Linked DNA regions of Homo sapiens: region 2 is linked to region 1. A link is an interaction called in ENCODE POLR2A ChIA-PET data of the cell type or tissue named here. Cell type or tissue: HepG2. All regions are shown on one strand. Links, peaks and the distances in the headings refer to the core of each region. The heading gives the core; the rest is flanking DNA.

The links. Peaks named below come from ENCODE experiments on the same cell type or tissue, not always from the same donor. Only the 100,000 strongest peaks of a DNase experiment are listed, where the experiment ranks them.
Region 2: POLR2A ChIA-PET joins it to region 1 with 24 read pairs; 12 of 35 experiments call an interaction of 5 or more read pairs at or near these places.

The regions. Positions count from the first base shown.
Region 1 is chr22:37,731,415-37,737,660 of GRCh38, forward strand. TRIOBP (TRIO and F-actin binding protein) reads left to right here. Exons shown (of 24, transcript NM_001039141.3): 8 at 1,884-1,998; 9 at 2,985-4,028. Among named protein-coding and RNA genes, the nearest start is that of TRIOBP, 37 kb to the left of the region's middle. In HepG2, for the core only: a CTCF peak has its summit at 3,908 (motif pointing left); a DNase peak (open chromatin) is centred at 3,897; H3K4me3 peaks cover 940 bases.
Region 2 is chr22:37,800,263-37,806,508 of GRCh38, forward strand. H1-0 (H1.0 linker histone) reads left to right here and starts at 4,967. Exons shown (of 1, transcript NM_005318.4): 1 at 4,967-6,246. The coding sequence starts at 5,283. The coding sequence ends at 5,867. RefSeq lists a cis regulatory region at 1,812-3,708, silencers at 2,111-2,160, 5,053-5,132 and enhancers at 3,020-3,314, 5,363-6,058. In HepG2, for the core only: no CTCF peak of the experiment used is centred there; DNase peaks (open chromatin) are centred at 2,208, 2,769 and 3,129; H3K4me3 peaks cover 2,500 bases.

The DNA of each region.
Region 1 (6,246 bases), core at 2,369-4,868:
ACAGGTGTAAAGACACTGTACCTGGCCTCCCAACCCCATATATATATATATATATTTTTTGAGACAGGGTCTCACTATGTCACCCAGGCTGGAGTGCAGTGGCGCGATCTCAGCTCACTGCAACCTCCACCTCCTGGGGTCAAGCGATCCTCCTGCCTCAGCCTCCTGAGTAGCTGGGATTACAGGCACGTGCCACCACGCCTGGCTAAGTTTTGTATTTTTAGTAGAGATTGGGTTTCACTATGTTGACCAGGCTGGTCTCGAACTCCTGACCTCAAGTGATCCACCCACCTCAGCCTCCCAAAGTGCTGTGATTAGAGGCATGAGCCACCACACCTGGGCTAATTTTTGTATTTTTAGAGACTAGGTTTCACTATGTTGTCTAGGCTGGTCTTGAACTCCTGAGCTCAAGCCATCCGCCTGCCTCAGCCTCCCAAAGTTCTGGGATTACAGGCGTGACCCATTGCGCCCTGCCCAATCCCATACTTTTGAAGGTGTCGTTCCAGCATGGCTCCTCAGGCACAGGCCCACCACAGACAGCAGGGCCTATGGAGGCCTGAGCAGAGTTTCCTCATACTTCCCTTTTTGCTGCCTCACTCTGGGTCCACCACAGGGTGGCCTTTTTCAGGCTTCTCTTCCTGGTTCAGTTCATCGACCAAAGACATGGCTCCATTTGCTAACTGAGACCCAACCAAAATAAACATTCATGGAGTGGTTGGGCCTTTTGTTGTGACCCCTTAGGTAGAGGAAGGGAGAGATATGCCCAGGTTCTGTTTGGTGTTTCTACCTGTCAATAGAGATACCACGTTAATCATTAACAGCCATGCCTCCCAGTTAGTAAGCAAGACAACTAACTGGAACTAGACTTTTTACACAAGTTAGAGATGATCTTCATCGGATGCGTCAACAATGCCTGAAGCCCAGTGTCTTAGAAACAACACTTGCCCAGGGTCAGGCGTGGTGGCTCATGCCTGTAATCCCAGCTACTTGGGAGATTAAGGCAGAGAATCACTTGAACCCGGGAGATGGAAGTTGCAGTGAGCCGAGATCGCGCCACTGCACTCCAGCCTGGGTGACAGAGCGAGACTCCATCTCAAAAAAAAAAAAAAAAAAAAGACACTTGCTTGGACAGTTTATGTTGGCCTCTCTGAAGTTGTCAGGGAGAATGTTTCTTTCTTCTGATCTTGCTCAGAGCTCTTTTGCCAACAGCTAGGATGGCCTGGAGTTTTCAAGGCTAAGCGCTGGGATTCTGTTGGTTAACAGTGATGGGAGGGAAAAAGGAAAAGAAATCCAAAATTTACAATATGGACAGGAAAAGGCAGAAAGAATGGAACACGGGGGCACACAGCAGTCTGGCTCTGTCGTCCCACCTCGTGGGCTGCGATCATGATACAAGTGCTTGGCCCCTGGAACATAAGAAGCACTCAATAAATGCTTTGTCATAATGATTATGTGTGCCCAGTGCCTGGTACACAGTAGGTGCTCAATAAATCTTAATTCCCGCAAAGACCAGTCTAACCTTTGTCTGGGGGTGGCTCTTGGGCTGCTGGTGGGGTGGTGGTTAGTCATAGGAAGTACTGGATGAGACAGGAGAGGGCCATGGCCAGGGCCAGATCCCCCTCCCCACCCAACCGCCTCTACTCCCCACTTTTCTCGTCATGTTCGCAAGAGCCTCATGAGGCAGAATAGAGCAGTGTTAACCATCCCCATTTTTCAGAAGGGGAAACTAAGGCCCTGAGAGTCATCCTCACTTAGGGCCCTTCAACGAGCTTGCAGTGGGTCCCTGGCTGTCCCACATCTCCTCCTGTTGGAGGTGGGAGCAGAGGGGCTGGGGTGCTGGGAGTGGGACAGTCCCTCAGAGGAGTGGCTGCATTTGCTCATAGGAAGTCCGAGGCAGCGGGGGCCTTCCAGGCCCAGGACGAGGGACGGTCACAGCAGCCCAGCCAAGGCCAGAGCCAACTTCTCCGAAGACAGTCCAGCCCTGCCCCCAGCAGGCAGGTGAGCACTGCCAGCTGTCTGGGGCCCCGCACCCCAAGGGGCGGCCACTGCCTCTTCCCTCCCGCTAGAAGCCAGGCAGGGGGCTTGGACAGGAAGGTCCTCTATGAAAGGGTCGGAGTCCAATCATGGGGATCCAGCTCTCCCCTCTCCCCAACGGCCAGCAGCTCTTGGCAAAATGCACAAGACCCCACATTAATCCTTTGAAGATAGCCCCTCTCCCACGCTATCCCCTTCCTTTACTAAGCACTGCTGTCTTTTTTTTTTTTTTTTTTTTTTGAGATGGAGTCTTGCACTGTCTCCCAGGCTGGAGTGCAGTGGGACAATATTGGCTCACTGCAACCTCTGCCTCCCAGGTTCAAGTGATTCTTCTACCTCAGCCTCCCAAATAGCTGGGATTACAGGCGTGTGCCACCACACCCAACTAATTTTCGTACTTTTAGTAGAGACAGGGTTTCACCATGTTGGCCAGGCTGGTCACTCCTGACGTCAAGTGATCCGCCCACCTTGGCCTCCCAAGGTGCTGGGATTACAGGCGTGAACCACGGCACCTGGCCAATACTGCTGTCTTGAGCAGATTTCAGGGAAAGCCTTGAAGCAAGAATCTGGCTCTAAGGGCCCTCTCTTTCAGGGTAATTTGTATCTTTAACCAAACCCAGAGGGCTAGGCCCGCCTCAGTGGAATGGGGTATTGGTGGTGGAGGTTCTGGCACCTGATAGCCCAAGTTGGAATCAGTATCTTTGAGAGGGGTGAGAAGCCAAGAACGGGGGCAGGTCTTTGCAGATCTTTTTCTGGAACTGAGGAAAGCGGGTGAAAGGGAGGAGCTGACCCCGGAGGGGTGGGGCAGAGACCCTGTGTACTTTTTGGCCTGCTTTGATTCAGGCTGCTGTGTGGACACAGCCTTGACTCTCTGGGGGCCTAAGAAAGGCAGAGCTGGCAGCCAGGTCCCCAGAGAGAGAGCCTCACCTACCCCCTCACCTCATCCCCAGGTGACCATGCTCCCTGCCAAACAGGCAGAACTGACCCGGCGGAGCCAAGCAGAGCCCCCTCATCCTTGGAGTCCTGAGAAGAGACCTGAGGGAGATCGGCAGCTCCAGGGGTCCCCGCTGCCCCCCAGGACATCAGCCAGGACCCCTGAGAGGGAGCTGCGGACACAGAGACCTCTGGAGAGTGGCCAAGCAGGCCCAAGACAGCCTCTGGGGGTGTGGCAGAGTCAGGAGGAACCGCCAGGGTCCCAGGGCCCTCATAGACACCTAGAAAGGAGCTGGAGCAGCCAGGAGGGAGGCCTGGGCCCTGGGGGCTGGTGGGGATGTGGAGAGCCCAGCCTGGGGGCAGCCAAAGCCCCGGAGGGAGCATGGGGGGGCACTTCCAGGGAGTACAAGGAGAGCTGGGGGCAGCCAGAGGCCTGGGAGGAGAAGCCCACTCATGAGCTCCCCAGAGAACTAGGAAAGAGAAGCCCACTCACGAGCCCCCCTGAGAACTGGGGAGGCCCCGCAGAGTCCTCACAATCCTGGCACTCTGGGACACCCACTGCTGTGGGCTGGGGGGCAGAGGGAGCGTGTCCATACCCGCGTGGCTCTGAGAGGCGACCCGAGCTTGACTGGAGGGATCTGCTTGGCCTTCTCCGGGCACCAGGAGAGGGGGTCTGGGCCCGTGTCCCCAGCCTGGACTGGGAGGGCCTCTTGGAGCTCCTGCAGGCCAGGCTGCCCCGCAAGGACCCAGCTGGACACAGGGATGACCTGGCCAGGGCTTTAGGGCCAGAGCTGGGTCCCCCAGGCACAAACGATGTCCCTGAGCAGGAGTCACACAGCCAGCCAGAAGGCTGGGCCGAGGCCACCCCAGTCAATGGACACAGCCCCGCACTGCAGTCCCAGAGCCCGGTCCAGCTGCCCAGCCCTGCCTGCACCTCCACCCAGTGGCCAAAGATCAAAGTGACAAGAGGACCAGCGACCGCAACTCTGGCAGGCCTGGAGCAGACGGGCCCCCTGGGGAGCAGGAGCACTGCGAAGGGCCCCAGCTTGCCAGAGCTGCAGGTAAGGAGGTTTCCACCCTCCCAAGGGTAGCCAGAAAGTCAGCCCCACTCAGCCAAGTCTCCTTGGAAAAGCCTCCCCTTGGAGTAGCCTAAGCTCCTGCATCCCCCTCCAGGCTCAGACCTCAGCCTCCCTGCTGACCACAACCCATCCCGATCACCAAACTGGCCCAACAATGATGATGAGCAACACAGTTTTAAGCGTTTATGGGCCAAGCCCTGATCTGAATGTTTGACGTGTGCTTTTCCCATTTAGTCTCCTTAGCAACCAGGTGAGAAATACACTATTTACAGATAAGGAAACTGATGCGCAGGGTGAAGCCACTTGCTGGTGGGGCATGGGCAAAACCCAGGTCTGCTCAGTGCAGACCACACTGAGGCCTCAAGCAAGATGCTCTGGCCAGGGCCTATTCCCCTCCTGGCTCCACCATACCTGGTTTATGTTGTGTCTGGTGGCACACACCTGACCCCACCTGGGACTGTAGCCAGTGTGGGCATGCCCCTTCCCCTGGTGGTACTCAGGTACCTGAGTCCAGGACAGCCTCGCTTACCCTCTCTGGCCCCTACAGCTCCTCTCAGACACAGAGAAGAGGGTGCATCAATGCTCACTGGGTTCAGCTAGCTGCCAAGACAGGCTGCTTAAATGAGGGTCGTGTGCAAAGTGGGCCCAGCGCCGGGCACACAGTAGGTGCTCGCCCTTCCCCTGCTTCACTGGTGCTTTGGTGCTGCCTTGAAGCCCAGAACATTCTTCATCTGAAGATGGTGGGCAGGGAGGGTCTTGGAGGCCAGAATCCTGCACCCTGGCAATAGCTCATTGGGAGGACGGCATGTGGTTTTGAACACCAGCCTCTCTCTCTCTCTGTAAGATGGACCAACCACTTCTCTGACGGGCAGCGCTGGGGTGCCGTGGGGGTTCCTGCTTGTTTCTCCAAAGCCTCCTCATCTCCTAGATGCAAAGTCCAACGCCACCTGCCCCAGGATGAGCAGGGCTTCCAGGCATCAGGGTGCACCCCGTGCTGGGCCCAGGGCCTTGCCATATGTGCCTCAAGTGGATAGGAGGCAGCTGCCACTTGACAGATGGGGAAACTGAGGCTCAGACTCCTTAGGCATTTGCTGGGGGTCACACATGCATAGGTCGTGAGAAATGAGATCAAAGCATCCACTCCAAAGTTTGTGCTTTTATTTTTATTTATTTATTTACTTATTGAGACGGAGTTTCGCTCTTGTTGCCCAGACTGGAGTGCAATTGCACAATCTCAGCTCACTGCAACCTCCGCCCCCCAGGTTCAAGCTATTCTCCTGCCTCAGCCTCCCGAGTAGCTGGGATTACAGGCATGTGCCACCATGCCCGGCTAATTTTGTGTTTTTAGTAGAGATGGGGTTTCTCCATGTTGGTCAGGCTGGTCTTGGACTCCTGACTTCAGGTGATGCATCCACCTTGGCCTCCCAAAGTGCCGGGATTACAGGTGCGAGCCACCATGCCCGGCCTAAGTCTGTGCTTTTAGCCACCACGTCACAAAGCTCCTGAGCCCATGGGAGGACTGGAGAACCCTCTCCCCTGTATTTCCCTGTGGCTTTGATGAGTTGACCCTCCAATCAACTCAATGCGTGGACATCAGAGAAGCAGGGATAAGTCAGCTCGTCCTGCCCTCAGATTGCTGTCAGGCTTGTTAGGAAGGCACACAGACAGCTCAAGGAGGACACGGTGCTGTGTCCCGGGGCATGCTGGGTGCCACAGGCCGGCCAGGTCAAGAAGGAAGTTAGAAAGATTCTTCAGTTTCATGGTGAAGCTCAGGGTTCTCAGGAGGCTAGGAGATGGTGGCTGGGAAGGGATGGGAGCACCATGTACTGAAAGGAATTTCACAGATGACAAAACGAGTAACCACCAGGTCCTGCTGGGGCTCCAGCTGCTCCTCTCTATGAAAATCCTTGGCTTGGCACAGCTGGGTGCAGTGGCTCACATCTGTAATCCCAGCACTTTGGGAGGCTGAGGCAGGCAAATCACGAGCTCAGGAGATCGACACCAGCCTGGCTAACACGGTGGAACCCCGTCTCTACTAAAAATACAAAAAATTAGCCGGGCGTGGTGGCGGGTGCCTGTAGTCCCAGCTACTTGGGAGGCTAAGACAGGAGAATGGTGTGAACCCGGGAGGTGGAAGTTGCAGTGAGCCGAGATCACGCCACTGCACTCCAGCCTGGGTGACAGAGCGAGACTCCATCTC
Region 2 (6,246 bases), core at 2,089-4,588, 69 kb after region 1:
TTTAGTGTTCATGTATGAGTGAAAACATGCAATATTTGTCTTTCTCTGCCTGGCTTATTTCAGTTAATATGATGACCTTCAGTTCCATCTGTGTTGTTGCAAATGACAGGATTTCCTTCTTATTGGTGGCTGAATAATATTCCCTTTGTTTATATACCACATTTTCTTCATCCATTCATCCATTGATGTGCGCTTGGGTTGACTCCATATTTTGGCTATTGTGAATGGTGCTGCAATTACCATGGGAGTGCAGATATCTCTTCAATATGCTGATCTCCTTCCTTTTGGATATATACCGAGTAGTGGGATTCATCTGAACCATTTTTTTTTTAGACTAGTCAAGTTCAGTAGTGAGAAGGGAGCAAAAAGTAGAACAAGGGGCCAGGCGTGGTGGCTCATGCCTGTAATCCCAGCACTTTGGGAGGCTGAGGTGGGTGGATCACTTGAGGTCAGGAGTTTGAGACCAGCCTGGCCAACATAGTGAAACCCCGTTCCACTAAAAATACAAAAATTAGCTGGGCGTGGTGGTGGGAGCCTCTAATCCCAGCTACTCGGGAGGCTGAGGCATGAGAATTGCCTGAACCCAGGAGGCAGAGGTTGCAGTGAACCGAGATCGCGGCACTGCACTCCAGCCTGGGTGACAGAGTGAGACTCCATCTCAAAAAAAAAAAAAAAAGTTAGCCGGGCGTGGTGGCGCACACCTGTAACCCCAGCTACTCAGGAGGCTGAGGCAGGAGAACCGCTTGAATCCAGGAGGCGGAGATTGCAGCAAACTGAGATCACGGCACTGCACTCCAGCCTGGGCAACAGAGTGAGACTCCGTCTCAAAAAACAACAACGAACAACAAAAAATACAATTGCAAACCACCACCATTTGACACTGCCTATATCCACCCCCAACCCTGCTCCAGTTGTTTCTTTGCAATTGCCACTTTCCAGCATACTATATAATTTACTTTTTTTTTTTTTTTTGAGATGGAGTTTTGTTCTTGTCGCCCAGGCTGGAGTGCAATGGCGTGGTCTCAGCTCATTGCAACCTCCGCCTCCCTAGTTCAAACGATTCTCCTGCCTCATTCTCCCAAGTAGCTAGGATTACAGGGGCCCCCCACCACGCCCGGCTAATTTTTGTATTTTCAGTAAAGACAGGGTTTCACCATGTTGGCCAGGCTGGTCGCAAACTCCTGACCTCAGGTGATCCACCCACTTCGGCCTCCCAAAGTGCCGGGATTACAGGCGTGAGCCACCGCACCTGGCCTAATTTACTTCTTTATGTAGTCTATTGTGTATCTATCTTTTCCAGGGAACCTCAGCTCCACAAGGGCAGGGCTCTCTTGTCACTTTGGTTTATGGCCATATCACAGAGCCCATCCCAGTGCCTGGCACATATTAAGGAATGCATTAGGATTCCAAAACCAGCCAGGAGCGGTGGCTCATGCCTGTAATCCCAGCACTTTGGGAGGCCGAGGCGAGTGGATCACGAGGATAGGAGTTCAAGACCAGTCCGGCCAAGATGGTGAAACCCCGTCTCTACTAAAAATACAAAAAATTAGTTGGGCGTGGTTGTGGACACCTGTAATCCTATCTATTCGGGAGGCTGAGGCAGAGAATTGCTTGAACCCGGGAGGCAGAGGTTGCAGTGAGCCGAGATCGCGCCACTGCACTCTGGCCTGGGCGACAGAGCAAGACGCCATCTCAAAAAAAAAAAAAAAAAAAAAAAAAGATTACAAAGCCCAGAATGCCACAAGACCACAGGTGGTGCAGTGAACAGGGCATTGCCTTGAGAGTCTATCATCCCTGGGCAAGTCATTAAACATAGGGGTGGGGGTGGGAGCCTCCTGTCTGTAACGTGGAGGTGTCACGTGCCAAGGGCTCAGGCACACGCGCGCGCACGCACAAACACACCCATTAGTAAGGACACGACCCCTGGCATTCTAATGCGATTTATACTTTTCCATGAAGGAATTCATTTCCCCCTCTCACTAACCCCAGAGACAGGTAGAGCCGACAGGTGGAAGAACTGAGGCCCGAGAGAGACAGCGGGGGACCCTCCCCGCGCCACGGCACAGCAGCTGTCCGACCCCCTCCTCACGCCCGGGGGGCGCGACGGCTGCCGAGGGTCGCGGGCAGGGGGCGCGGCGCCGGGGACTACATTTCCCAGGAGCAGTTGCCGCGGTTCCGCCGTTCCTGGGGTTTCAAGAGCCTCGCGTTAAAGGGGGCGGGGGAGGTTGCGCAGTCCGCCAGCTGGAAGATGGCTCTGCGCCCGGTGGGGACCCGAGAGCCGCCTGCCTGGGTGCCCAGGCGGGGTCCGGCTGCAGTGAAGAAGCCCCCCAGCTCTGCAGTGTCCCTGAGGGGAGGCGAGGCGAGGCGAGGCGAGGCGAGGCCAAGCCAATTGGAGGCCGTCTTTCCTCGTCTTGCCCGCCTCGGCTTCGGCCTCTGCGCCCAAGCCCCAGGGAACCCCCTCCCTTCCCCTCCAACTCCCCGGAACAGGGGAAGGGGCGGTGAACCTCGCCGCCTGGCGGGAGAAGGGGTGTCCACTAGCTGGAAGCCCCTGCAACCCGAGGCAACCCCTTTCCCCAATTCTGGCTTCAGTTCCGGGAATTTACAGGTCGCTGGGATGGGCGGGGAGAAGGGACAGGAGAGATACAAAATGAAATGAACGCCCAGGTGTCAGGGAGCTGAGCCTTACAGTACCCCGCCCCCAATCCATCCTTCTAAGTCCCGGGCCTCCGCGGTAAAATAGGGGTGATGGGGATAGTGATCAAAGGCAGGAGGCGCAAAGGATCCAGAAACCGGTGGGGAGCACTGTGCAAACTGTAAAGCGCTGTGCAAATAAAATTATTGATCGTCGTGTCATTGGATTCATCCAGTCTTTAAGACATGCACGGATCTGGGGCGGGGGATGGGGTGACATGGTTCTGGGCTCTCAGGGTGGAACATCTCGGATACGGGGAGGGGGGGCTATTTGGGTGCGTATTAACCCAACCAGGTCTTAATGGGAACCCGAGTTGTCTTTGAAAATAACCAAAACAAAGCCACCAGAATGTTGTGTTTTCAAATGACGAAACTTAAGAGAAATTGACACCATCAAAAGACGAACCTTGACCTTTTGAACTAACCTGACCCCCCATTGCTTCCCTTCCCCGCCTGTGCCACGGAGATAAGCCCAGAGAGAAGGCATCTGACACCGAGTCTTGCGCTCCCCCTCCCCCTTCCTCCCCTAATCATTTGGATTAATCCATCCCTTGGCGTGCGGGGGAAACCCATTAATTTGTCCTGGCTTCAGAGACTCCCAGGTCCAGTAGGAGCCCTCCCACACCCACGCAGCTACGATCCCGTCCCCAACATCAAAACCCTCGAACCCCTCCCCTTTACCCCTCCCCAGTAGCCCACTGTGTCTGCAAACAGCTCTTGGACCATACCGGGATGCGTTCATCATTTTGACCAGCAACAAACTCCCACTCCCAGGGTATTGTTTAAGTGAACAGTGACCGGCCTCTATGCTTAGGGAATAAAAGCGGGGTTGTGGGAGAGGGGCCCAGGGAGCAAACGTCGCAGAATCTCAGCCCAGGGCCGCTGCCAAGCGGACCCGGCACGTGAGTAGGAGGTCGGCCGCAGACAAGGGGTCCTAGGGTCTCTGAGGTCTCTCCTGCTGGCCTCTGGGCCCCTAAAGCCCCTCGAGCTTCAGAACTCCCTACAGACAGTGGCGCCCCGTGTCCGCCTCGTCTACACCTGCCAAGCAGCACGGGAAAATCTGTGTGCATTTTAACAAAGACATCGCATCTTCCCAGCAAAATGGCGGTGGTCGCGGCCACGGCTCTCTAAACAACTCCACACTTTCCGAGGACAGGTCACAACCCAAGGGACATAACCCCCTCCTCGACCTCTACCCTAGCGCCCCGCTTTCCCAAGTCCCCAAAGCACTCAGGGCCTCTCCTCATTACAGGGGCCCCCCGGACCGTCCCTGGTTAGAGCTTCTGGGGCAGCTTCTCCATTGTGGACCGCCCTCCCCCGCCCCCACATTGCCTTCAAGGAGCCTTGGGACGGGGACTGAACCCCCAGGCTGGGCCTCACGGATGGGGGGCAGCGAGTTCTGTCTCTGACACCCCAAAACTTCCAGGCTAAGAGAAGCACACAAATGAATTCCCGATTAGGGTATATGGGAGATGTAGGGGTCTTTGAGGAGAAGAGGCCACCCGGGAGGCCCTCCTCATCTCTCAGAGGGTCCGGGCAGCACTGGGGGTTCGGCCTCAGGAGGGAACCTCAAGGCAGAGGTCGGGGGGCGCGCTGGGGGAGAGACGGCAGAGGAGGGGGAAGGGACAAAGTTTGAAAGTACCCTTCCAACTCTTTCAGGGAAAGTTTCCTTGGGGGCCCCATGGACAGAGGGGGTAGAGGTGTGGAGGGACCGGTGGCGGGGTGACCCCCGAGAGGTGACCGGACCCCGGGGGAGCGACCCCTCCCCCCTGTCCCGGCTCGGCCCGGCTGGGAGTCGCCCAGCTCGGGGCCGCGTGTGTTAGTTGGGGCCGCTTTCCGGCAGCTCCACCGGGCTAGGGGACCCCGCAGCGGGCCGGGAGCAGAGCCCCCGGTAGCCTCAGGGGAGAGCTTTGCTACGGGGGGTTTCCCGCACCGAGGCTCCCTAGCCCCGCAGAGCCAGCCCCCCGCAAAGGGGAAATGTGCCGGCACACCAGCGGTCCTCGGCGCCGTTTGGGGTGCGTGGCGGGCGCGGGGGGCGGCGGCCGGGCCAGCGGGCCGCCCGGCGGGGAAGCCCAGGGAGCCAGGCAGCGGCCCAGGGCGGCGGCGGGGAGCAGGAAGGCCCGGGCCGGGGGGAAAGGTCGGATTTGCTCGGCGGAAGAAACACAGATGGCGGCGGCGCAGCGCCATTCCGGGCCGGGAGCAGGCAGCCAGCAGCCCTGTCCTCACCGCGGTCCGCCCGCCGCCGCTAAATACCCGGATGCGCCGCCCAAGCGCCAGACGCGGAGCTGGGAAAAGGGAGGCAGAGGAGGCGGAGGCAGAGGCAGAGGCAGAGGCAGAGCCCGAGCCCGGTGCCGAGACCAAGCGACAGACCGGCGGGGCTGGGCCTCGCAAAGCCGGCTCGGCGAGCTCTCCCGACACCCGAGCCGGGGAGGAAAAGCAGCGACTCCTCGCTCGCATCCCCGGGAGCCGCACTCCAGACTGGCCCGGTAGTCAGGGGCTCAGGAGCAGATCCCGAGGCAGGCTTTGCTCAGCCTCCGACGAGGGCTGGCCCTTTGGAAGGCGCCTTCAACAGCCGGACCAGACAGGCCACCATGACCGAGAATTCCACGTCCGCCCCTGCGGCCAAGCCCAAGCGGGCCAAGGCCTCCAAGAAGTCCACAGACCACCCCAAGTATTCAGACATGATCGTGGCTGCCATCCAGGCCGAGAAGAACCGCGCTGGCTCCTCGCGCCAGTCCATTCAGAAGTATATCAAGAGCCACTACAAGGTGGGTGAGAACGCTGACTCGCAGATCAAGTTGTCCATCAAGCGCCTGGTCACCACCGGTGTCCTCAAGCAGACCAAAGGGGTGGGGGCCTCGGGGTCCTTCCGGCTAGCCAAGAGCGACGAACCCAAGAAGTCAGTGGCCTTCAAGAAGACCAAGAAGGAAATCAAGAAGGTAGCCACGCCAAAGAAGGCATCCAAGCCCAAGAAGGCTGCCTCCAAAGCCCCAACCAAGAAACCCAAAGCCACCCCGGTCAAGAAGGCCAAGAAGAAGCTGGCTGCCACGCCCAAGAAAGCCAAAAAACCCAAGACTGTCAAAGCCAAGCCGGTCAAGGCATCCAAGCCCAAAAAGGCCAAACCAGTGAAACCCAAAGCAAAGTCCAGTGCCAAGAGGGCCGGCAAGAAGAAGTGACAATGAAGTCTTTTCTTGCGGACACTCCCTCCTGTCTCCTATTTTCTGTAAATAATTTTCTCCTTTTTTCTCTCTTGATGCTCACCACCACCTTTTGCCCCCTTCTGTTCTGACTTTATAAGAGACAGGATTTGGATTCTTCAGAAATTACAGAATAATTCATTTTTCCTTAACCAGTTGTGCAAGGACAGCAACAACCAATCTAATGATGAGAATGTACTTATATTTTGTTTTGCTATTAACCTACTTACGGGGTTAGGGATTTGCGGGGGGGGCTTGTGTGTTTTGTTGGCTTGTTTGCCATGAAGGTAGATGTGGGTGGGGAGAAGACACAAGGCAGTTTGTTCTGGCTAGATGAGAGGGAACCCAGGAATTGTGA